Regions from separate parts of the Homo sapiens genome. Here region 2 is linked to region 1. Evidence: chromatin loops called from intact Hi-C (ENCODE). Cell type or tissue: GM12878. All regions are shown on one strand. Each heading gives the region's core, and the rest is flanking DNA. Links, peaks and the distances in the headings are about the cores only. Region 1 overlaps LOC105377960 (a long non-coding RNA gene). Region 2 overlaps LOC124901385 (a long non-coding RNA gene).

Region 1 (12,620 bases), core at 2,150-10,149:
TTGATACTATAGCTGGTAATTGGAATTTTTGAGAAATGTAAAATGTATATACACCATTTAAGCCTCAACCTATTTTCCTTTGTTGTGAGTTAATTTCATGCAATTACAAATGATCTTCTGAATTACACGGCACTATGGATGTGTATGGTTTCTCAAACATTAAATGGGTCATTTTCGTAAGTAAATCATACTCAATTAAAATTTTTATCTCTATATGGAGTAAAGTAGGTATTTAATTTTTTTCTCTATAGGTAACCTATTTTCCATCACTACATATTCAATGGAAGGTGGAAAATCATTTACCCTGTAATTTGAAAGGCCATTTGTTTCCTGCATCAAGTTCTATTTATACAGAACTGCCATTCTGGTCTATTTTTAATTTCTCTAGCTTTGTGCCAAAAAAAACACTTAATTAATTAGGATTTATCTCTTAATTATTATGATATTTTGGTAAGGTAATTCACTCTAACATTTCTGTTCTTCAGTGTTAGCGTAATTGAGAACTGAATGGCTCATAAAGAAGGAAACTTGCCTGTTTTGATATTAAACAAGAATAGAAATAAGAAAAACATTTCCCTACACAATTTACATAAACAAGTTCTCAAATAATTTTAATGATTGAACTCAAGTACCTTAGTGGTACAAACAGCTAAAGTTGAAAATTTTGTTTTAAGTTGTCCTGGATTGATATTTCCCACAGGGAATTGGCAAAAGCAAATGCAAATATTCTAAGATGTAAGAAATCAAGTAAATAATAAATAAGCCACAAATAATTTTCAGAGTTAAAGTACCAAAAAAAACTTAGTGGGTCACAGATTTTTTAAAATATTGCACAATAAAAGAAAACAAGTCACCATGTGTGAGCATTAGCTAACACAATAATTAGCCTTGTTAGATTAAAAAAGGCTCCAAAAAATTTGAATCATCAAAGTTGGAATATATTGAAAAAATACATTTTTGTATTAACTATATTAAAAATACATTTTCAAAAATCTTGAAAATATATGTCAACAACAAAAGATTATAAAAAGCAAACCAAGGAGATATATATGTATATATGTGTGTGTGTATATATATACATATAAAATTTGATTTATATATAATTATATATATTTATACATAAACATTCAAATTAAAAATGAAATAAATGGGTTAAACACACTTACAGACAAGTAAAAAGAGAGTGAATAGATAATATAGTTGAAGAATTTTCCATTATTGATCTCAGATATTTAAAGATATGAGAAATACAAAAGAGAGATTTAGAAAGTTCTAAGAAAAAGTGCGAAAATTTAACACAACCAAACAGGATTCAAAAAATATCTAAAAGACATAATTAGGAAGAAATGCTATTTATTCAAAGGAATGATGGATGAGAATTTTCTTTTGTGAGAAACAGAGAATAGAAAGTGCACGTCATGTTTAAGGTTCATGGCTTCATTTGACTTGTAGAGAAATCAGAATTTGTAGACTTTCATTTCCTTAACTTTCTCTTACAGAAATGTTTGTTACACTTTTACTTGGCAGGAAATATTTAGTTTTTTAATACTCAAACACTTTATTGAAGTAGACATTTTCAAGAAGACTGCAAAAAGTCCTGAATGTGTACATTCTGCTGACCACAAAAAAATATATAAAGAACTCAAATAGAAGACTAGGCAGGTGGGTAGAGTTCTTATTTAAGAATATATGCATACTCTATTTCTTGTCATTTTGAATCATAGTTCTGTTATGAATGCTTACAATGAAGAGACCAAGAAACCATTCAATTTATTTAATTAGTGACTAAAATTTTCAGTTTTTATTTCCTGGAGTCTTTTAAACTGAAGCATTGTGAAGACCAAAAACTTAAAAGACATGTTGATTGTAGGACATATATTAGTTTACTCAAATACGCAATGTGTTTGTTTCAAAACCACATGTATAAGTTGACTACTATTTCTGAGTGGGATAAAAAACTTCATGGAAACAGTTTATATAGAGAAGAGGGTCCAAGTTTAAACCACAAATGGCTCCAATCTGTAGAAGGAGAGTGCAGGTAAAGAAGACAGCAAATGAGACTCTTGAAGAGGATCAGTTGAGGTATTGCTCCTCACAAGAAGGCATTAGCTGCGGGGGTCTGCCCGCAGACCCTGACCCAAATGATGGATGAATAAAACATACACTGACACACAGATATTCTGTTTTGCCAGTCCTGCTGAGTGTCCAACCGCCTGCCCACCAAGAAAGGTTTGTCACTGTGGCTGGCCTTGAGCAGTTTGCACTCCAGGCATTTATTTAGTATACAATTAACAACGGATGCTCTGAGTTAACACACTTGTGGATAATTAACATGGTTAAGAGAATAGTTCTACAAATGAATAAAGCTCAGGTACCGTGGTTTAGAGTAAATACCATTAGGCGGCAACATCCCTGGTCGACCTGCCCCCCAGCCCCCCCTCCCACTCAAGAGGGCCATCTGGCTCAAAGGTTAGTTAATGGAAGTAGGGTAAACAGACTTAACTGGGGAAGCCTCTATTGTCCCTAGTATTTACCCTATGACCTAATGCTCTAAGGTAGGGACCAGCTGCCTTCAGCCTGTTCAATTATTACAAGCTATGTAAAAAAGGTTTGTGACTATTCCCTATAACTTTCCCTAATGTTTCCCTTTAATATTTCTGCCACCATCCTGAGTGAATCCCAACAATCAGTGAAGTAAGGGGGAAAAGTGGGGGATGTTAGAGTCTTGGAAGCCATGAGAGAAGAGAGTTTTAAGAATATGAGTGTGGCTGACTTGGTAAGAAATTGAGTAAGGTGAGGACAGAAACATCATTAAAAATATTGGCAACCTTAACAGAAACATTTTTAATGGAGTAGTAGGAAAATAGTTAAGATTGTGTTGGATCAAAGTGTGTAACTGGAAACAACAATTGAAGATAGCCTGTGCAGACCAATCTTCTGAGCAAGTTGGCTTTAGGAGAGTTCAGGAATATAAGCAAATAGTTAGAGATAGTGAGAAATTGGATGTTTTGCTGTATTATGTTTTCTTTTACCTCTTTTTTATACAGTGGCTGAACACACCAGAAAATTCTGGTATACTGATATGATTGCCAAAGAAGAGAAGAAAAAAAGAGGAAAAATTAAAGAAACAAAGTTCTGAGAAGAGTCAAGGGGATGGGGCTTCAAAGAAGATATGAAATATTGGCCTTTTTCCTTTGGTAAAAGGAAAGACATTTCTATCATTAAAAGCAATGAAATAAAAGGTGGGCTAATCTAAGTAAGATTGCAGGTTTGTTGAGGACAAGATTAAGACAGTGAAAATATTAAGTGAGCTTAGAAAAAGGATATGGGAATGAATGAATGGACTGTTTCCAATTGATATTACAAAAGTGTTACAGCTATTGATAAAGAATCAATGAAAAAATATGAATAACAGGATGGTCAGGCAAAAATGAGAGTTTAACTGAGTTTGAAGATAAGCACAGGTCAATAGTACCTAGGCTCATTCATCATTGTTTTGTGACATCCTCCAGAAAGCCCATAATAATAAGATAAAACAAATTTCCATAACTGGAATTATAAAAGACTATTAGATTGACAAAATAATAGTAAAGTTTATATTGAATGACTGGTTGTAAAACAATGACTTGAAAAAGAGAGAGGTGATGCCAGATTTAGGAGATGGAGAGGAATATGGTAGGACTTGGACAACTAAAGATCTCCATTTTGGTAGAGATAAAGATATGACTCAGTAGAAATTTACATAAAACATTAGGAGGCACAGTCAAAGAGTGAGATTTCAGAGTAGGTTATCCAAAGAAAGTTTTCAACTGATAATTAAATCTATACTATTAGTGCTTATGTGAGTGACTCAGCTGGCTAATATGAAAGTCAGTGTTTTGAAGAAGTTGAAGATAATTAGGGCAGTGTGAGAGGAATACCAAAATAGACAAAAAGAAACCACATATACTGTAATTTTTGGCAGTAAAAAGAATTTTTTCATGTCACTTTTAGTACTAACTGGGTGACAAAAGTTAAATAACTCATTTATTTTCCTAAACTTTTGATTAATTTCCTTATTGGAGGCTACCACAAAGAAAATTGACAATTTTAGAATTCGAGGTAAAGGTCAATCATATATTAAATGTCAGTCCTGAGAAAAGAAATTAAGTCTTGACAGTAGAATATATTCAAAGAGAACCACCAACTTTGCCCCCTGCTAATGCGGCTTAGCTATAGATGCCCCCTGAAAATAATTTTTAGCTACAGTAATTATCTAAAATAAGCAAACAGAAATAGATCTTTGCTCCAGGAAATTTTCAATGCTGCCCTGAGATTGAGTAGGAAAATGTGTGTGTGTGTGTGTGTGTGTGTGTGTGTGAATGAACATGATCAGATACTTTTGGAATGACTTTGGATATTAGTACGTACACTATAGGCAAGAAATTCTGAATAATTCAGTGATATAAGACAACTTCTGTGTCTTTTAAAAATTATAGTCTAAAGAAAGATGTCAGAGAGATGAATATTTGCTTTGAACAAATGTAACATTTACAGAATCCTTTATACAAAGAATTAAACAGAAATTCATTATTTGTTTTGTAAAATAGTTATTATAATATCCTTTTAAATGTCATCTCTTCATTAAGTTTTAATAATTGGATAACTTTTGTAGAGCTCAAATATTTTGTACATCAGGATTGAAATGCATGCTAACAAAATAAACCTAAAGAAGAAAATTGAATAAAATATGGTTCTTTCAAATAAGCAAACAAAATTTAGTAATCTGAAAAGCAGAAATATTGAGCAAAGAGAATGCAATATGCACTAAAAATATATACCATTATATATTGTATATATAAAAAATAGAATGGAGATGGTTAATGGTTACAAAAATATACTTAGAATAAATAAGATCTAGTATTTGATAGCACAGCAGGGTAACTACAGTCAACAGTAATTTACTGTACATTTTAAAATAGCTAAAAGAATATAATTGGATTACTTGCAACACAAAAAAAGAGTAAATGCTTGAGTTGATGGATACTCCATTTTTCCTGATGTGATTATTATTCATTGCATGCCTGTATCAAAATATCTCAAATACTCCATAATCATTTATACCTACTATATACTTGTACAAATGAAAAATTAAAAAATAAGAAGTGTTCATTTAAAACATACTTATAATGGTTAAATTTGTGTGTCAACTGAGTAGGTTAAGGAATTTCTAGATAGGTGGTAAAACAGTTTTGGGTATGTTTGTGAGGATGTTTTAGGAAGAGATTGGCATTTGAATCAGTAGATTGGGTAAAGAAGATCTATTCATCTGTTGAAGGCCTGAGTAGAGCAAAAAGGTGGAGAAAGGACAAATTTTCATCTCTTTTCTGAAGCTGAAACATGCATCTTCTCCTGCCTGTGGACACTGAAGCTCCTGGTTCGAGTCCGGGACTCAAACCAGTGTGTCCCCCAAACACCCACAACCTGCAGGGCCCTCAGCCTTGGACCAAGACTTACACTATTGGCTCCCCTGGTTCTCAGGTTCTCAGATTTGGACTGAATTACACCACTGGCTTTCCTGGTTCTCCGGCTCACAGATGGCATCTGATGGAACTTCTCAGCCTCCATAATCTCATGAGCCAATTCCCATAATAAATATTCTCTTACGCCTACACATACCCAGTTGGTTCAATTTCTCTGGAAAACCCTAAGATCATACTAATTCCATCATATTTAATGTACATGTTGAAATATGAAATACTGTTTAAAAATGAACATTTATTAAGTTTTCTATGAATTAAATACAGATATAATCAAAATTAGCAAGTTTGGTGGTTCCAAAGTCTCCTAAATGTGACAGAAAGAACAGTTAAGAGAGGAAAAAAAAAGAATGTGATATCTAGAAAGAGAAAAACTTTTCCAGTGAAAACCTAAAAATTCTTAACCACAAGTTTTCACTTAACATTAAAGTATATTTAGAAGTAGAGACGGTAGGAGCATTTAAGCTCTCTCTCCCAAGAACCTACTATATTTTTATTACTACTGTTTTTTAAACTTTTATTTTAGGTTCAAATGTTACTAGGTGAATTTGCATGCCACAGGGTTGGTTTACAGATTATTTTATCACCCAGGTAATAAGCATACTACCTAATATGTGTATCAATGTTTAGCTCCCACTCATAAGTGAGAACGCAGGTATTTGGTTTCCTCTTCCTGCATTAGTTCGCTTAGGACATGATCTTGTTCTTTTTTATGGCTGTGTAGTATTCCGTGATATGTATGTACCACATACTATTTGTTACTAGGTGAATTGCATGCCACAGGGTTGGTTTACAGATTATTTTATCACCCAGGTAATAAGCATACTACCTAATATGTGTATCAATGTTTAGCTCCCACTCATAAGTGAGAACGCAGGTATTTGGTTTCCTCTTCCTGCATTAGTTCGCTTAGGACATGATCTTGTTCTTTTTTATGGCTGTGTAGTATTCCGTGATATGTATGTACCACATTTTCTTTACATAGTCTATTGTTGATGAGCCTTAGTGTTGATTTCATGACTTTGCTATTGTGCATAGTGCTGTGATGAACAAAAATGTGCATGTGTCTTTATGGTAGAATGAAGGAACCTACTAATACTATTTTAACAGAACTTTGACAGCTGCTTCTCTGTTTACACAGCCTAACATAAACAAATGTGTCTGCTTAGGTCAACAGTTAGAAACAGGAGGTTTACAAAACTCATTTGGCATGAAGACCAGTTTTGTTTGGTCTACAGAGATTTTAAATTTTGCAAACATTTAAAAATAATGAAATTTTATATGAAAATAAGTTTTCTGGCTTCTTTTGAAAGAACAGAATAGTTGGTGACACTGCTGTTAAAAGAAAAACTTTAGACAAATTAAATTTGACAGAGTTTAATTGAGCATAGAACGATTCATGAATAAGGTAGCCTCCCAAACCAGAATAGATTCAGAGAGACTCTGGCAGTGCTGAGTGGTTGAAGATTTATGGACAGGAAAAGGAAAGTGACATACAAAAAATGGAAGTGAGAAACAGAAACAGCTGGATTGGTTACAGTTTGCCATTTGCCTTATTTGAACTTGCTTTGAACAGTTGGCCACCTTTGATTGTCTGAAACTCAGTGATTGCTACAAGAGTAACAGCCTGTTTACACAACCATTTAGGCTACGGTTCACTATGTATAGAGAAACCTTTAGAATTAGCTCAAAATATGTAAGGAGGCAGCTTTAGACTAAATTTAATTTAACACTGTGCTTTAAGTAGCAGCTGGTTTCTTTTCACATGGGCCTTAACCTGTTCATTTTCCAGTCCTTTCCACTTACCTGAATACTTACACCTGCCCTTCCTGGAAAATTGTCTTGGCCCTTGTAGGTGTTTGACTTTGGGATGCCCTGCTCAGTCTGTGAGTTCTGAATGCCAATCAATTCCTTGCAAATCCCATCTTTTACTAATGTGGAAATCTGACCTCTACTCAAACCTATGTGAAAGGTCATAAGGCTCAGGAAATAAGACAGTAGATATGGCTCTGCCTGCACCTGTGAGAATACTGCAGAAGTAGAGAACAGAGAAATTCAACCTCCTGTGTTTGGATCAGACAAGAAACAATGGAAGGATATGTGGCAGAAGTAAATAAAGTAATTAATAAGAAGAATGAGACAATTTTAGGAGGGAATTTTATAAAATGATCAATTGATTGTGGAAATACGTTTCACTTTCCTTTCATTATTTCATATCTCAACTTCCTCATTCAATTAATTCAATAATGCGACTTTCTCATTTTCTTATACCCTTGTCTTCAATTAATTAATGCAGTAAATGAATGAGAAGTCAAATTTAAGAGAAATTTTCTATAGAGAACAATTAAGTCCAAAGGAAAAGATAATGAACAGAATTTAAATGAGTAAAATAAATTTATAAAATGTGATGGCCAAAATTATCATACTTTGTGTAATTTCTTTCAAAATGTTGGATGAATTTCATTCATTTACCACATTGCAAAATGAAAAATAACATGTTAAAGTCAGGAGAATAATCTTATGAAATCATAAATAAAAAGGAAATTATAGTTTTCATACTTTTGGTTACAAATGACAGAAGACAAAGGAATGTGAGCAATTGAAATCCAGTAGTTTTCTCACAAAGGTTAATTGAAAAAAATGAAGAAACACTTAAAAGTGTTAGACAAATGTACAGTCCCCTCTGCTCACTGACACTTGTTGGCATTCCTGTTTACAGCCTCTAAGACTAACTTTCTTAAAGTTCATGAAATATTTTATCTTAGTATGCTTCAATTCATCACTATGGCAATTTAAATTATCTTTAAAAGTAGTATTGCTGATTCAAATTATTTTTTTATATTGCTGATGCAACTTGTACTATACTCTTTCTTGATTGAATTTCTTATTTCTGAGGATTTCGTGTCTCATTTCTAATTACAAGGAGCTGTCCTTTGCCATCAACAATATGAATGAGCCTTCATTAAAGAGGTTTCACTGGAGAAAGAAAGAATGAGAAAAAAAACAGAGAGAGAGAGAGAGACCTTGAGAGTCTAGCGAGAGCAAGAAATAGACAGGTGTGAAAAAAGGAGATGAAAGAATACACCAATTTTATTTCATGCAGGGATTCTTAACAGTTGTATTATTGACATTTTGGGCCACATAGTTATTTGTTGTGAGGAGCTGAGCTAAGCTATGCTTTGCAGGATGTTTAGCAGTCTCCCTAGTCTTTATTCACTAAATTCCAGTAATGCCTCTTCTGCAAGTAGTGACAGCCAAAAATGTGTCCTAAAGTACAAAATTATTCTCAAACAAGTGTTTTATACTTTCCAGTCTTTCTGAGTTAAATTTTCCACAATAAAGCTATTCCCATGGTAGAGTTGACTGACTTAAAACTAAATCATGTCTAATTTTTTACATTTTAAAGAGTCACTGTTTTAAGGTATTTAGTTTCTGATTAAAATAATTTAAACTATTTTTTACTGGAAAAGTTTTATTCCCCTTTGTCTTCAAGTAAATGATTAAATTCCAATGAATATTACTCTGGCAACTAAAGGTTTTTCATATGAGGTATACATTTTTGGCTAGAAATAATTCCAAGAAAAAAAACCTTCAGTATAAATGTTTCCTTTATTTTATATTCTCATTTTACATACTATGGTTAAATGATTTTTGGTTAAAACACAAAACCTCAGAGCAAAGAAATGCATCAATAAGGAAGTTGTAATCAACTAATCTCTAATATCGGGTGACATTACAACGTGCCTATATATGCACAACACTTGATTGCCTAACCTTATTTTTTGTACTAGAAATAATATTTTCTATTCAAATATGAGCAGTTTGGTAAATATTGCTGATAATTCTTCTTATTATAATTATTATTATTAAGCCATGACTCAAAGTATTTATCACACTTTTCTCATACCTTTATTCTCATATTTTTAGAAAATCATTTTATGGCAGAAATTTGGCATTTAAAGATGGAAAAGCTAAGGCCCAGGAGGAAAATAATTTGTACATTACATAATGGTGGCACTTAGAAACTAATCAGGATCTTTAGGTCCATACTCTTGTGCTAAGCCACTAAGTGGATACTTCTGTGAGGTCTAGAAGTATCTTAGTTTTTTCTACACATTTACTAATTTTATACCATAATGTTCTGGTGTCACTGATTCACTAGCAGGGATTAAGAATGTTCTCACCAACTGGAGAAAATTTATCCTGAATGATATGCAATTAAGGGATTTGGATAGCTATGAAGAGCAACTACATAAATTGAACTGTAAAAAATATTCCAAACCATTGTGAAAATCTTATCTCCAAAGTAAATGAATCTAGGAAGTAATTCATTCCAATCTGTGTTGTCCAATACGGTAACCTCAAGCTACATGTGGAAATATAATTTTAAATTTAGGACATCGTGAAAATTTAAGGAAAAAACTATCACTCTGACTTAAGGCAATAGTCATAGAAAAGATGTTTCATTTTATGAGTTTTGCAAATTATAATATTCTCCAGAAATAGATGTCAGTCTACTTTTTTGATTTATGTTTTAAAATTCAATTTCTTGAGAACTCAGAGTAATATTGACTGGCTGCCCAACCCTGCTCAATCTGACATGTTAGGAAGGCTATTATCAAAAAGACAGGCAATAGCAAGTGTGGGTGAGATCATGAAGAAAAAAGAACTGTTGTAAAATGTTGCTGAATTCAGTCTGCTGGTATTTTATTGAAAATTTTTGCATCTATGTTCATGGGAGATTTTGACCTTTAGTTTTCCTTTCCTATAGTGTCCTTGTCTAGCTTTGGTATAAGAGTAATGCTGGCCTCATAAAATTAGTTTGGAAGTATTTCATCTACTTTTTCCTGGAAGAGTTTAAGAAGGAATGGTATTAGCTCCTCCTTGAATGGAGTTCAGCTGTGAAGGCTTCTGGTCCTGAGCTATTCTTTGCTGGAAGGTTTTTTTATTACTCCTTATTCATTATTGGTCTGTTCCGGCTTTTATTTTTGTTAATTCAGTCTTGGTAGATTGTATGTTTCTAGGAATATGTCCATTCCTTTTAGGTTTTGCAATTTGTTGGCACATAATTGTTCATAATAGTGCCTTATGAGGTAAGTGTTGGTGAGGGTGGGGACCCCTTGTACACTGTTGGTGGGAATATAAATTGGTACAGCCATTACAGAAGTTTGAAACTTCCTCAAAAAATTAAAAATTGAACTACCAAAGGATCCCTCAATTTCTCTGCTGGGTATATATCCAAAGGAAATGAATTCAGTATCTCTAAGAGATATATGCATTCCCATATTCATTAAAGCATTTTTCATAATAGCCAAGATATGAAACCAACCTGTGTCTGTCAATGGATAAATGGTAAAGAAAGTGTAATTTTATTTACATATATATTTTCCACACATATATGAAAAGTGAGAATATAGACAGTGTCCCTGGGAACTTTTTTTTTTTTGAGACGGAGTCTCTATCACCCAGGTTGAAGTGCAGTGGTGTGATCTCGGCTCACTGCAAGCTCCGCCCCCCGGGTTCACACCATTCTCCTGCCTCAGCTTCCTGAGTAGCGGGGACTACAGGCGCCCGCCACCACGCCCGGCTAATTTTTTTGTATTTTTAGTAGAGACGGTGTTTCACCATGTTAGCCTGGATGGTCTCAATCTCCTGACCTCGTGATCCGCCCGCCTCCTCCTCTCAAAAGTGCTGGGATTACAGGCATGAGCCACCGCGCCCGGCCCCCTGAGAACTTAATAATGTGATCTGCTGCAGAGTATTTTGAGATGACCAATTCATAGAGGATGGTCATTAAATTCAACTTGTACAAAATTTGATACAATATTCTGTGCAATTAGGTATTTAATTAAATATTTAAATGAGTTAAAAAGTTAACCTGAATATAAAATATATGTTAGAACCATTGCTCACTGTAATAACTAACATGAAATAACATTTTCCTTTCTTTAGTATTTTCTTAATGATGAAAAGTTGTAATTGTAAGAAATATTTGAAAATAATCATGCCAATATATGCAATTCTTGGAATCTTTTACAGTGTCAAACATATGCGTTGTTCACAACATTTTTTCCCACAAATATTTGTTGATTATAATAAACTTCCAAGCAAGTATGATTGGAGAAACCCAAGATACTCTGGTGGATGAGCTGAACTTCAGTTTTTTGGGAGGCACTCCTGTCTTCATGACTCTAGAATCAACTGTTGAACCTCAATTCTCAGGAGTTACCTAGAGTCTAGGTAGGGACTAGACTGTTCGAGTCCTTATTTCTATGAAAATTATTGCTAGACTTGTGAAACTCTAGGCCTAAGATCAGCGGCTCTGTGCACCCCTAAGATATTGATGGCAGCATAGGTGCTATTTTGTGCTAAATGTTTACGCTACTTTGAAACCCTTTAAGGGCCTGAAACTCTGTTAAATGCCTATGGCTGGCAGATCAGGGTTGTGGAGTAGCTGAATTCCTTTGTCAAGCCAACTCAGTGTCTAAAACTTGAGTATATATTAAAATTCAGAATGTTCATTTATAAATGAATAAAGTTTCTTAAAATGTAGGTGCTCTTATAGTAGAGAATCCTACATCATAGACTTTGATTTACATTTTTATGAATTTGTTGGTCTCCTAGATTGCTCTGTTTGAATATGCACAAAGATAATATATTACGGTTCAATTCTTCATCACAGCCTTGAACATTTCAATTTCTTAAGAGTTCTATAGTGACCTCCAAAATCCTCTATGCAGAACTTGCAATGAACACCTGTACATTCTAGTTTTCACATTTTAGGACATAAAGATAAGAAGCATTACAGTGTCGGATGTGTGTAATGCAAACAAGCAACTGCCTGCTGCTAGATGACTTAATTATTAGAAACAGTGAAAGGGCAATATTCATTTTTCAGGCCTGAGTGGTTATTTCTTTATGTTAATACAATTTTAATCCACATTAACATTCTTCAGATGCCTTATAGGAATCCCCACATCTCTTCTTTTCCTATCTGGCAGTTCATTTTGCAAGATTATCAGCCTTACCGTGGCTTTCAAATTCTTGTCGTTCTCCCAGTTTAAAGATAATTTCCTGAGCTTATTACAGACATTCCCCCAT
Region 2 (12,620 bases), core at 1,621-9,620, 840 kb after region 1:
CTCCTTCTATTCCTGAAACACTTTTGGATACGTGAAAAATGCTAAATCACAGGTTTTATAGCCATTACGGACTAAGATGAATAAGTGGAACAAAAGCAGAAGAAAGGAAAGAAATATATTCTAGCTATTCATAGACTGTGAAGTATGGACAGAATAACTCAAGAAAACAAAGTATCTATCATGAAAACAGTATGAAATCTGCTTAAAACACATTTAAGTCAAGCAATTTTTAAAGTTATTTATTTTAAAAATCTTGTTCCTATAACCAGAAGCTCTGTGTCAAAAAGTAGTTTGTTTCTGAAAACAGTCAGTGACTAAGATTATTGCAAAGAACTTAAATTTCAATGTATGTGAACTCCAGTGACAGTGAAGTTAAAAAAAGAAAACAAAGAGTGGGAAGATATTTCTCTCTTCAAAAAAGGAAGAAAGAAAGAAAACTTGCAGTGAAAATTCTGAGAGGTAGGTAGAGTTTCTTTGAAATGAAGTATCAATTTTGTTTCTAGTTTCATGGCAAAAAAATAAAGTGAGTCTAAGAAAGTGTTTCCAGCAAAGCAGTAACCACAACCTTCTTACTCACCCATATGCCTGACTCATGTGGCTGAAGGATGAGTGTCATCACAGTGAGACATGATCTAAGGACATTCACAAATATAGGTCACACATACACCAGAAGATTTTAATAAGTAAGCAATTGAGAGAGAGAAAAGCCCAACATGTGTCTCTTTGAAACCATAAATGGAGAAGAGGGAGAGGACCAGAATTCATTAAGGACCAGTAAGGGTTGGAGAGAAGGTATCAAACTAGACAAAGACTGCTGTTTTCATTAACTTCTTTCACAGCATTATTCAAAGACATATTATCTTTAAAGTGTTTGGCTGTACTTCCATTTTGATAAATTTAAAAAGAGAGTTCTACTTTTTATTGTGAAAGCTAAAAATGGAAAAAATGATCAGTCAGGAATTCAGATTAAAACACATTTCTTATCAATCAGATGGCCCCAAGCATCAGGTGTCATCTGTGGTCCCACTCACTTATCACAGGTTCAGCCCTTGTGGGTTAATTAGGCAAACTTGCACACATGGAGTAATAAAAAAAAATCACAGGGTGAAAAAATGACCGTAGTATCCTTTGAGGCATTTCTCCATTTTCTACTGATAAGATCTTGATCATTATCCTTTGCACAGACCACTGAGCTACGGGCTGTCCACCAAGAATACACTGAATGATGAGGTCAGATTATTCTACACAGGCATGCTTCATGTTGCAGATATAATATTGAATCTTTCCAGCAACACAATATGTGGCCTTTTCCCATAGGCTATGAGTTTATCCTTCTATAAAAAGAGCATAATGCCTGGCCATCTGAATAGCTCACTTTGCTTCTTTGATTTTAATCAGTACTGTATATTTACCTAATTCCAGAGGCATTAATGGACTCACGTATAACATTGTTAGTGGCAAAGAGCAGGTCCATATAATTTGTTGCCCAAACTGAGATACTTCTGAGAGTGAAAGAGGAACTAGTAAGATTCTTGGGCAATGGGTGTAAAATGAGATTTTCCTGGACAGTTGGGGATGTATGGTGGCCTATAAAGAGGGGACTGAATCCCAGACCCTAACATTGTCTCGTACTTACAAAAATAACATGCGGAATTTCAGATCAAAAAAAGCCAGTTAAAACTTCTATTCTGGATAGTTCTGGCATTCCCCTCACTTCCTTTCTTTACCTGTTCCTTTACCTATTCCTGTACTGTCTGGCTATGATCTTATATTTAGACACTATACTTCATCCAAGTGAATCTTCCAATATTTTACTGAGTTTTAGTTAAAATCTCCATATAGTCAATTTAAAGTTCAAAGGGAGCATGATAAAAAATTCTAGTAACAAACATGTTTTCAAAAGATGTCATAAGGTCAAAGAATGGCTTTTTTCTCTGCTCGGGCTTTTTAAAAAAGAGAAGCCACGATGTTCTGTTTTTAGAGCTATTTGGATTTCTATTCTAAAAATAAAAAATAAAAGACACCACATTGAGAACATGTAAAAAATGAAAGAAAAATTCAGGAGATTTACACCAAAGAAACTAAACCCAGGGCTGTGATCATCACAGGCTCTGTGTAAGCCACAGCAGAGCGGGCGACAAGCCCAAAGGGACATGGAAGAAACATGAATATAGTCGGCACTGTGAGTTAATGATGTTATTTATTGGCTCTTGTGCAGGGGTCAGGTACTTGGGTTTAAGGTCATGGACTTCAGATAATTTATTTTGAAAGTTCAATCCTAAGTCTGGGACAATTGCCTTTATTGTGTGATTTGGCATGTTCTAAAAATCTTCCCCACTGGAAAATACATCTGACTGAATCTGTCATGGAACCTGACAATCTGGTATTATAGTACTATGTTCCCTAGGCAATCTGGAACCTGGTCCTATATTCCCTGACATCTTCTATAACGGTGGTTGTTGCTTGTCTGGGTCACAGACCTCTTTTGAGAATCTGATAAAAGACATAGATCCTCTCCATAACCCCACCACCAAAAAAATGCATAGGTGACATTCACAGAATACTGTGAATACTTTTAGGAATTTTGGGGAATTTCCTCACTGTTCATCAATTTTACCCACAGGTAAGTTAAAACTGCTGCTCTTTTAGGACATCAGAAGAAACGTGTTTTTTTCTAATGGTCTTAGATATGTTGCCAACTGAGGGCAACATGTTCACAAACTAATTCTTTTAGGGCAATATATGTTAAACTATTATGGTATATTTTTGCCTGATAATTAGTAGAATCTTCAAGAATTAAGACACATGACTTAGAAATGTGAACAGTAATAAAACTAAGAAAGTCTGCATTTATAGATAATCCATATCTTTTCTGTATTCAACTATGTTTCATTAAGTATTAACTATGTTTCAGATATTCTGATATGCCCTGAGAATAAAATGAAGAATAAGTTAAAGACAATAATTCTAACACATCAGCTAATGCTTATAATAAAATGGTGAGGGTTTGCAGGGAGATAATTGACCAAAAACAATGATAAACATATATTAAGAACTTGCTAAATGCCAGGCTGCGTGATCCGTCTATATTTACAGCCAAATGCAGTAAATATTTTTTAATTAAAAATTATTTTACAATGAAGATACTCTAGCACAGACAGCCTGAGCGACTTGCCAAGGTCACTCAGCTGGAGAAGTGACAGAGGAAGGAAATGAGGCCAGGGCTGTATGTCATAGAGGCTCTAATTCTACTTTTGCATTATCTAGAATTGTTCTTTATAAACTAAATCTAGAAGGCATGTGCATTGTGAATAAAAGAGGGAGATTTGGGCAAGGGAGTGATGGGGAAGACTAGTTACAGGCAGTTGTCGGAGATACTGAACTTGAACTCAATCTTGACAAAGCTGGGCAGGAAGAAGTATATTTAAGAGATTGAACTTAGTAATTAGTCAAAAGAGGTCAAGGGTAAATAAAACTCAGGAGTGACTCACAGGTTTCTGACTTGAGTGGCTTAGAAAATGAAGGTGTCTGAGATGAAATACGAAAGAGAAGCAGCTTGGAGGAAGGAAAGAAATGTGACTATTATCCAGTCAAGATTCTTGAGTTGACAGTGCCTATAGCACACCTAGTAGACCACTGAATATATTGATCTAGGGTTCAAGAAAGGTTTTTAATTAGTACAGGACTTTTTAAAGTGTGGTGCACAGACCGGGAGTATTCCCTGATACCCTTTTGAGAAACTCATGAGGTCAAAACTATTTAAATAACATCACTAAGACGTGAACATATTTGCCTTTTTTTGTTCTGTTGGTATTTGCACTGACGATGTGAAAACAATGGTGGATAATACTACTGGTGCCTTAGCACACGTATAGGCAGTAGCATCTACTACTGGGAGCCTGGCAGCTTTCAAACACTTTAAGGCTTTCCTGAGAAGATAGGCGATGATGTTTCAAATGTGATTGGTTGGTTTGTTTTGATGTTGTATAATAAAAACTATCAACATTTGGAAAATGTGTAACCCAAGAAATCAATATTTTTCCAAATAACAAATACGCGATGTTGTAATATCATGCCTGGGTAAAAGATCCATTCAAAGTGCAAGGTAGACCAGTGGATTTTAATGCAATAAAGTATGAGAAGTTATTTACTACAGTTTTGGATTCTACCTTGCAATTGCTTTTTTTGAAACTACCTCATTGATATTTGGTATAGTATCAAAGAAGAATATTCATAGTCACATGAAAAGACTAATACACCTCTCTTACCAACTATATATCTGTGTGAGGCCAAATTGTCTTTATATACTTCAACCAAAACAGAATATCACAACAGATTGAATGCAGAGGCAGATGAGAATCTACCTGTCTTCTATAAAGCCAGGCATAAGAGAGTTGCAAAAATGCAAAACAGTGTCATTTTTGTCACTAATTTTTTTAGTTTGGGAACATAGTTATTTTTCATTAAAAACATATTACTTATGTTAGTAGGTAATATTAGTACTTTTACATTGGTAAGTAATGGATCTATTACTTTAATGGATAAGTAGTGGATCTTTTAAATTAATTAGTAAATGTTCTAGAACCTTTCTATATTTAATGCAATAAGTATCAATAGATATGACCACATAATTAAAAACTCTTGATGTGTTCTCAATAGTTTTTAGAAGTGTAAAGAGTTACTAAGAAAAAAATATTTGAGAATCACTGAACTGGTATATTGAATTGGTATATATAAGACTAATCAGAATATATATGGTAACTAAAGCCATAGACAAGAGAGAACATTATTTTAAGTAATCTTCAATAAGAAGTTAATTAAAACTATTACTAACCTGTGAGTGGTAATAGTTAAGAGGATTTAAGAGAAAGGAATTATAAAAGAGAGTTCCTTGAAAGCCAGGGAAGATAGGAAAATTCTAAACACTTGAAACTAACTGAAGGGATAATTGAGGGACATCAATTTCACTATTTTCTCTAAGGTCAAACTTGGTATTTAATAGATGTCTCTTCATGGTGAAAGTAGGAACAAGCAAAGGCATGCACCTGAACAGCTTGATTCAAATGGCCACATTCCAGGCCAATTAAATACTTCTGAGTTTCTTAAATAAAATGTACAATAACCAATCAGAAAGACTGTGCCATTAATTAATTTGCTATGACAGCTCAAGCCAAGAAATGGACAATACGGAAATGGAACATTAGAAAATTTAATTGATAAAGAATTTGAAAATAACCTTTATAAACAAAGGTAAAAGAACTTGGATTATTTTTTAATGACAGTCTTTCAACATTAAGAAGGACACCACTGATTTGATTTTATTTGAAAACCTAATGAAAAGATGCATGCTAAAATATTTAAAAGGGCTCAGGCTAGCAACTACAAAATTGTATTGACACGCTGAAATATTATAAAGTTAACAACCCCCAAAGATCAAAAGAATAACAAACCAGCATCTTAAATGTGAACATTTAAAGAGCAAATGGTAATGCTTGTAGGTATCTTGGAGTCCTGTGGGTGTTGATCTGATTTTACACTGTGGTTCATCTAGATTGGAATGTTTAGCCCAATCTCATATTCAGGGGTAATGGCAAGTAAAACCCAGTAAAGCTAAGGGAAATGTTTTGTCCCATGAATCTTCCGGTTAAAAAAACACACTAATCTGTGTGACCAAAAGCAGCACTATAGGTCTTCACTTTATTGAATGCTGGAAAAAAATAATATTTCTGCTAAAGGCAGTAATCTTTAGGTCATTGTGGAGTTTTGTTTTAAGGTGTACTTATGTGTGCCTGTTTGTGAGCAACGATTTATGTTGTGTTTATCAAATTTATATACATACATATTCTTTCTTTCTTTTTATCCATTTGGACACATAGAACCTTAGGAATCTGTGAAGCATCACTGCTTTCTCCCTTACCCACTAGACAATCCACATTATCCACTCAAGATGCAAAATTGCCAGGAAACAAACCCTCTGTGGGAGCAGGTCATTTCATACCATAATAGCTCAATGACACCCTCTAGTGGGTAGTCTCCATGCTGTAATTTTGAGGAGGAAAAAATTGCTCTTAGTTTCCACTTTATCCTCAATTATAATATATGGCATTTTGAGAATTTGCACATTTCATAAGAAAAACATAACTTAATGGTTAATATGTTCTCAATGAAGACTGAATTAAAAAGCAGAAATTGAGTATCTAAGATGAACTTAGAATCATAAAAAATATACAAAAGCAAACTGACCTCAGAATGGCAAAAGAAGACTCCTCCTCAGCTGTAACGACCCACTCAGAGTCCCCAGAGATGGTTTTGACAATACAACTTGACTGCCATGACCAGAAGTATCCCTCCTGCAGAGACACATTTAAAGTAAAAGCAAGGAAAAGTTTGTTATAAACACCGCTAAATCAAAAAGGCTGCATAAGAAAGAGAAAGAATAAAAGGAAGATATCTTTCCTTTGTCAATACATCTTTGCTACAGCAAAAATTCCAGATGAGTTTTCTTTGGTCGGTAGATTAGAGAATACACCAACAAGCTAAAAAGAAATAAGGGTCTATAAATAGTTCTATCTCAGATAGCGGATTGAAGGCCATTTGTGAACATGTTCCTACACAATTTGCGACATGATCCATGAGCAAGTCCAATATTATGCCATCATTGTGGGAGTCAATGGGTTAAGACCCAGAACTTAATTGTCTATAGTTTGGGCCATTGAAAAACTTAACGCAGATATTTAGCAAAGCGTTCTGGAGCAGCGCAGACCACACTCTCAGAACGAGATTTCTCTGGGGCACACTGTGCAGGATCCCACAGGACCAGCTACAAAGCTATCAGCATGAATGAAGCATTATCGGCAGCCCCTTCCCAAGTAAAAACTGCAGATTAATATCAAAACCCACTGCATGTCTGTTCATTTTAAATGTCTGTCGTCATTTCTACTTTTCTTAGTGAATATAGGTTCAGGATTTCAAAACTATTTTTTTGTAAATTGGTCAACTTAATACAAATAGATGTCTGAATTACCAAAACCGGATTTGACTCTTCAATATCAATTTTCTCGTTCCCAAGAAGGAAACAATTTTTGCATCCCTTTTACTGAGTTTTATTTTAACCTGGATGTGTTTCATAATATATTTCATATTCCAGATTAGTGGGCAGAAGTTCTGCCCACTGTTAGTGCAGTGCAGTTTAGCATGAGAGGCAACTGGTTATTCCTCTTGAGTCAGAAGACTTGATTTAGAGGTTTGGATCATAACTCTGCAAATGACAAGTTGTGTGGCGTTGATGGAGTAAAAAAAAATCATCCTTGATGCTGTTTCCTTGGCTGAAAAATATAGGGGAAATAATCCGTGATTGTTTTACCTCAGAGTGTACTAAAGGATTTACAAGATCACTTACTTATGCAAAAGCACCAAGTGTATAGTACCCAATTGGTATTTTTTTTAATGTTTGATGAGTTTCTCCTTTTTAATAGGTATCTTGAGTTTTATCTAGTAGTTTTTTCTTTAACAAATATTAAAGTGAAAGGGTTTTTCTCCCAGTTATTAGTGACAAAATGAGAGTGAAGCTAGTTTAGTGCAGGCACCCAGAAACTTTTCAAAATGAGTGTGTCTCCTTGCTAGTCCTTGCCCATCCCCCCTTTCCCAAACACAGTCCTGTGTTTTTTTTGTTTTTTTTTTTTCTCGGAGATAGGATGATGACACATTGGTTCATAACAGCAGCACATCTGCTGCATATTATTGTGAAGATGTCATTGGAAGCCCAAGAATCTATAGGAATTGTTCAAATCCTTTGATCTTGAACCAGAAATCTTTCTTTGCCATTACTAAATAAAAATGTATTCCAGTTAGACTCAGAACCATGAAATTTGATGTGACTTTATACTTGAAAATGTTTGCCTTCAAAAAAATTTTTTTAAGGAATATACATATATTGTTCAGTTGTTGTCTTTTAGGAGTCTATCAGTATCCACAGGGAAAACGTGTAACCTGGAAGAAAAGAAATTCCCACTAGAAGAGAAAGATGTACTTTCTGTGGTTGATTATTTTTTGTATTGGTATTTGTTTCCTAGGGCTGCCAGAACAAAGTACCACATGCTGGGTGGCATGAAATAACAGAAATGTATTCTCTCACACTTCTAGGGCTAGAAGTCTTAAATCATGATGTCAACAGGATTGGGTTCTACTTGAAGCTTTCAGGGAGAATCTGTTCCATGCTTCTCTTATAGCTTCTGGTGGTTGCTGGCAATTCTTGACATCCCTTGGCCTGGAGACCCATCATCTAATTTCTGTCATCATCTTCATATGGCATTCTCCTCTAAGTGTGTCTTTGTCCAAATTTCCCTTTCCTGATAAGAACATCAGTCATTAGATTAAGGCCCACCCTAATCCAGTGTGGCCTCATCTTAATTTGATTACATGTGTAAAAACCCTATTTCCAAATAAAGGCATGAGCAGGTGCCAAGGCTGAGAACATGAACATGTATTTTGAGGTGTGAAATTCAGCCCAAAATACCTGACCCCCAAAAGACTACATAGACCCCAAATTAAACTTATCCATTAATGGCAGTGGTCTTCTCGACTTAAAATGATATTTTAAAATATTTTCCAGAAGTTAATTGTTAACTGGGACAGCAGCTCATTTAATAAAGAAAATTTCTTTTTAAAAAAACATTGTAATGTGAACTAAATACTTTAGAATATTTAATAAATTAATATATGTGGTTTATAAAACTGTGCCAATCACAGTTTACAATAGCATAAGACAGAATTTTTAAAATGCCATTCCCTTAATATGTTGACTTTTGATGCACAGGTTTTACACAATGACACCTGCTTTTGAGTCCCAATGCTCTACATCAGAGGGAGAATTTTAAAAATTAAAATCATAGTTATTAATGAGGCTTCTAATTTTTGGCATTTGATTCAATTTCTTCTTCAGCAAAACTTTTTATAAGAGCTATACTAAGTAAAAAGATTGATAAATTTTATGCTTCACGTTTTTTTTATTTTCCCTGGGATGGGTTGCTAACACAAAGCTGATAGGACGTCAAAAAATTGAGCAACTTGACATCTAGATAATCAGCTCCATGAAAATCTAAGCAAAACTGAGTAATGAAAAAAGGATGGGTGATACTGTTTGGGTGTGTGTCCCTTCAAAATCTCATGCTGAAATTGGATCCCTAATGTTGGAGGTGGGGCCTAGTGGGTGGTGTTTGGGTCATGGAGGCAGATCCTTCATTAATAGATTAATGTCCTCCCTGGGTGTGGCACAAGAGTGACTTTCACTCTATTAGTTGCTGCAAGAGCTAGTTGGTGAAAAAAAAGCCTGGCACCTCACTTCTCTCTCGCTTCCTCTTTTGCCGTGTGATCTTCACACACACTTTGCTTTCCCCCATGAGCAGAAGCCGCCTGAGGTCCTCACCAGAAGCTGAACAGATGTCAGCACCATGCTTCATGTATAGCCTGCAGAACTGTGAGCCACATAAACCACTTGTCTTTATAAATTACTCAGCCTCAGATATTTCTGTATAGCAATGCTAAATGAACTAAGACAGTGGGATCCCGCTTAGAGCTGAGTTCAAATCCCTGTTCATTCTTTCATTAACTACATAACTTTGAGCAAGTTGTTTAATCTATTTTAGTCCCTATATCCTTATATCATTTTAATCCCTATTGTTGTGGGGACATTAAAGAAAAAGCAAATATAAAGCAGTGGGCACAAATTAGGTGCCTAGTTAGTGCTTTCTCCTGATTCCAAGTGTTAATCATTCCAAGCCTTTGGTGTTTGCCTCAGTTAATAAGAATCTCAGTGTCTGTCAGCTCAGACCTTAAATAAATATTGTCTATAAAGCAAAAGAATACACAATGCAATTCTGATTCCAAAAAGCACCTTTTTAATCTAGTCAGCGTAGTTTAATAAATAGATTTTATTGCCAAAAATAAAAACATTATATTAACTGTGTGTAAAAACAGGGTAGTGTAGTAATAATACCTACCCATAACCAGAAAAGTGAGAGTCACAGAATCAATCTGTGAACTCCATACAGCAAAATGAACAAGACGTTCATGACAGAATTATGTTGACTAATAAATATATTCTCTCAGGTTGGTCTTTTCCTTGCTTATGTTAGAAACAAGGTGTGCAGATGCCTCATGTGTGTTCTCTCTATTTCACTTTTCCCTCCGTCAAACCTCCTGAAGCAATAAAACAGCTAACTTCACCTTCCTCAATGATCCTTTTATCTCATCACTGCAGTTATCCTTTCTGTCAAATTACAAATAATGCTCACAAATTTTAACCCACCAGCCAGAATGGCCCCAGTTCTAACCCAACTCAGAAACTAGCCTGAATAGTCACCCTTCTTAGAGAACTCTTCCATTTTTATCTCTGGGATATTTTGCATCTCATGCTGTATAACTATTAGTGTAGTTTTTGAAATGGATTTTATTATAAATAATAAAAGCTTTACAATAACATTGCACAAAACTACACTGCCAAAGTGGTAATTCATCACCATAAGCAGCAGAGTAAAAACAAAAAACAAACAAACAAACAAAAAATCCCAGAAAATTACATGTCTCCCTTCAAGATCTGCCTACAACTCTCTTCCACAGAGGTTTTCTAGACACTCTGTCACTGGCTGTGATCCCAGACATGCCCTCACTTCTCATGAAGCCTCCTACCCCTGCAGTACTTGGCACTTATTCCAGCTATGTCTGTGGTTGGTGGGATGCATGCTTACATTTGTCCATTCTTTGCAGGTGCTTTTCTGTGTTATGTTTATGGACTTTTCTATACTGTCCCCCATTAAAAGGGAGTGTGTGTGTGTGTGTGTGTGTGTGTGTGTGTGTGTGTGTGTCTGCACGTGTGTGCGCGACTTTTCTGTTCTGCCATTTTCTAAACACATAGTAACTGCAGATTCCTAGAGGACCTGTGGATCAAGAATGCTTCTCTTGTACTGGTTATTGATGTGCCCAGATAAATATTGGATACCTTCCCTAAAAGAGGCTTATAATCTAATGTGATTAAACATATTTTAAACGGTACATAGCAGTCAACAGAGTCATTATATTTCAGTTGTTAGCAGCATGTTTATTTGATCTGAAACACATATCTATAAAGTAACCTCTGTAAGTGAAAGAACAAAGGAACATAATATTCTCCCATTTTGTAGTTTTAAAAGCTGTGCACCATCTTTCTTTTTGAATTGCTGCCCCATCATGTTTGAGAAGAGTTGGCTGTTTCCTGCTTAGCTCCATTCATTTCCTTGACATCCTTTGATTCGGGCCTGGCTCCCTAGCCGCAATCCTTCCTTGTCACAGAGGTCCTGCCAGTGCAGCTCATTCAGTAGCCATCATCACAGTGAACTCTATCCCAGCAGCTCCAGATGGAAGATGGGGATAAACAGCTCCCCCCAGAGTGTTCTTCGATGTGATGCCATCAATCAACCTGCAGCTGGGACCAAAGAACCACTCAGTGATGGAGCCAGTGACTTCCTGCCAAAAACATAGCACATTTCTTAGTGCCCAGCTTCCTCCAAAAGAGGGATGTCATACCACATATTTTAGCATTCAAGAAGCCCTCAATACCTAAGATTTATGTCCAACTGTATGTAATCATGACCATTAATATTCTTTCAGGTTTGATTTTTTTAAGTATAACAGATACTCAATGTGGTAACTGTATCCATTTTACTTCCCTCTGGAAAGGAGAATTGTCTTGTTTGCTTGTTTCTTTAATAAATCACAATATAGAAAATCAAATAATCAGCTATTTTCCAAAGCTAGTTAGTACATTAAATTATTTTTATGATGCATTCCTGTTATCCTGTTACAGAGAGTGTTAGCATCTGCTGGCTGATGACGTGCAGCAGTGGTAAGCGGTTCATTTTTGTCTGCAAGTAGCAGACAGAGGGTGGTCCTTCTTTAAGCCAAGATCAAAATTGATAGTGAACAGTTGGAACTCTGCAGCACAAGAGGCTTGGCACCCACACACTGTAGGGTAAACATCCTTGTGTTGCCTGCCAGGGATCCATCCCTCTCCACCATAATGTGGGAAGGAGGGTGGTGCTGTAAAACATCACCATGGGCTATATGGGTAAAGAATAACCATCAGTGAAAAATATTAAACTTCATATATAATTACAGTTTCCACACAAACATGTTAAGTCAAGTCATGGCACTTGCTTCTACTTACTAACATTATTTAGGTTAGGCTGATAAAAGTCATTTTCTTGGAATAAAGACTGTGGTATTTAAGAATATCCTCCCCCAAATTGTGTATAGCTTCCCTTCTATTCTCTTCTCTAAGATGCTTTGAGTCTCCCTCTCCCAACGTCCTAATTTGCAAGCAGTAGGAGAATTCTCCTGAGCTCTGCAAATCATCCATTTCTGGTTCTATAAACTAAATTTCCTTTTCTCTGGTTAAAGAAGAAGAAATCAGTCCACATACAGATAAAGAATGTCTATTTTTACAAATGTTTTTTCCATTTCTACTTACACACACACACACACACACACACACTTGCTTCCACCTAATTTCTGCTTCAAAAGAGAGAGGAAATTCTAGGGAAATTAGACACATTAATTTCACATGATTGTGTGCGTCTGTTAATGCA

What was found. Hi-C counts contacts between places; a loop is a spot of excess contacts. Peaks named below come from ENCODE experiments on the same cell type or tissue, not always from the same donor. Only the 100,000 strongest peaks of a DNase experiment are listed, where the experiment ranks them.
Region 2: a loop joins it to region 1, with 2.4 times the contacts of the local background. A loop is called at or near these places in 1 of 110 quality-filtered maps.

The regions. Positions count from the first base shown.
Region 1 is chr6:115,051,944-115,064,563 of GRCh38, forward strand. It overlaps LOC105377960 (a long non-coding RNA gene), which reads left to right. Exons shown (of 3, transcript XR_942905.1): 3 at 1,500-1,537. Among named protein-coding and RNA genes, the nearest start is that of LNCPOIR, 510 kb to the left of the region's middle. In GM12878, for the core only: no CTCF peak of the experiment used is centred there; a DNase peak (open chromatin) is centred at 7,125.
Region 2 is chr6:115,890,721-115,903,340 of GRCh38, forward strand. It overlaps LOC124901385 (a long non-coding RNA gene), which reads right to left. Exons shown (of 2, transcript XR_007059720.1): 2 at 11,075-11,499. Among named protein-coding and RNA genes, the nearest start is that of FRK, 160 kb to the right of the region's middle. In GM12878, for the core only: a CTCF peak has its summit at 6,023 (motif pointing left); no DNase peak of the experiment used is centred there; H3K27ac peaks cover 868 bases.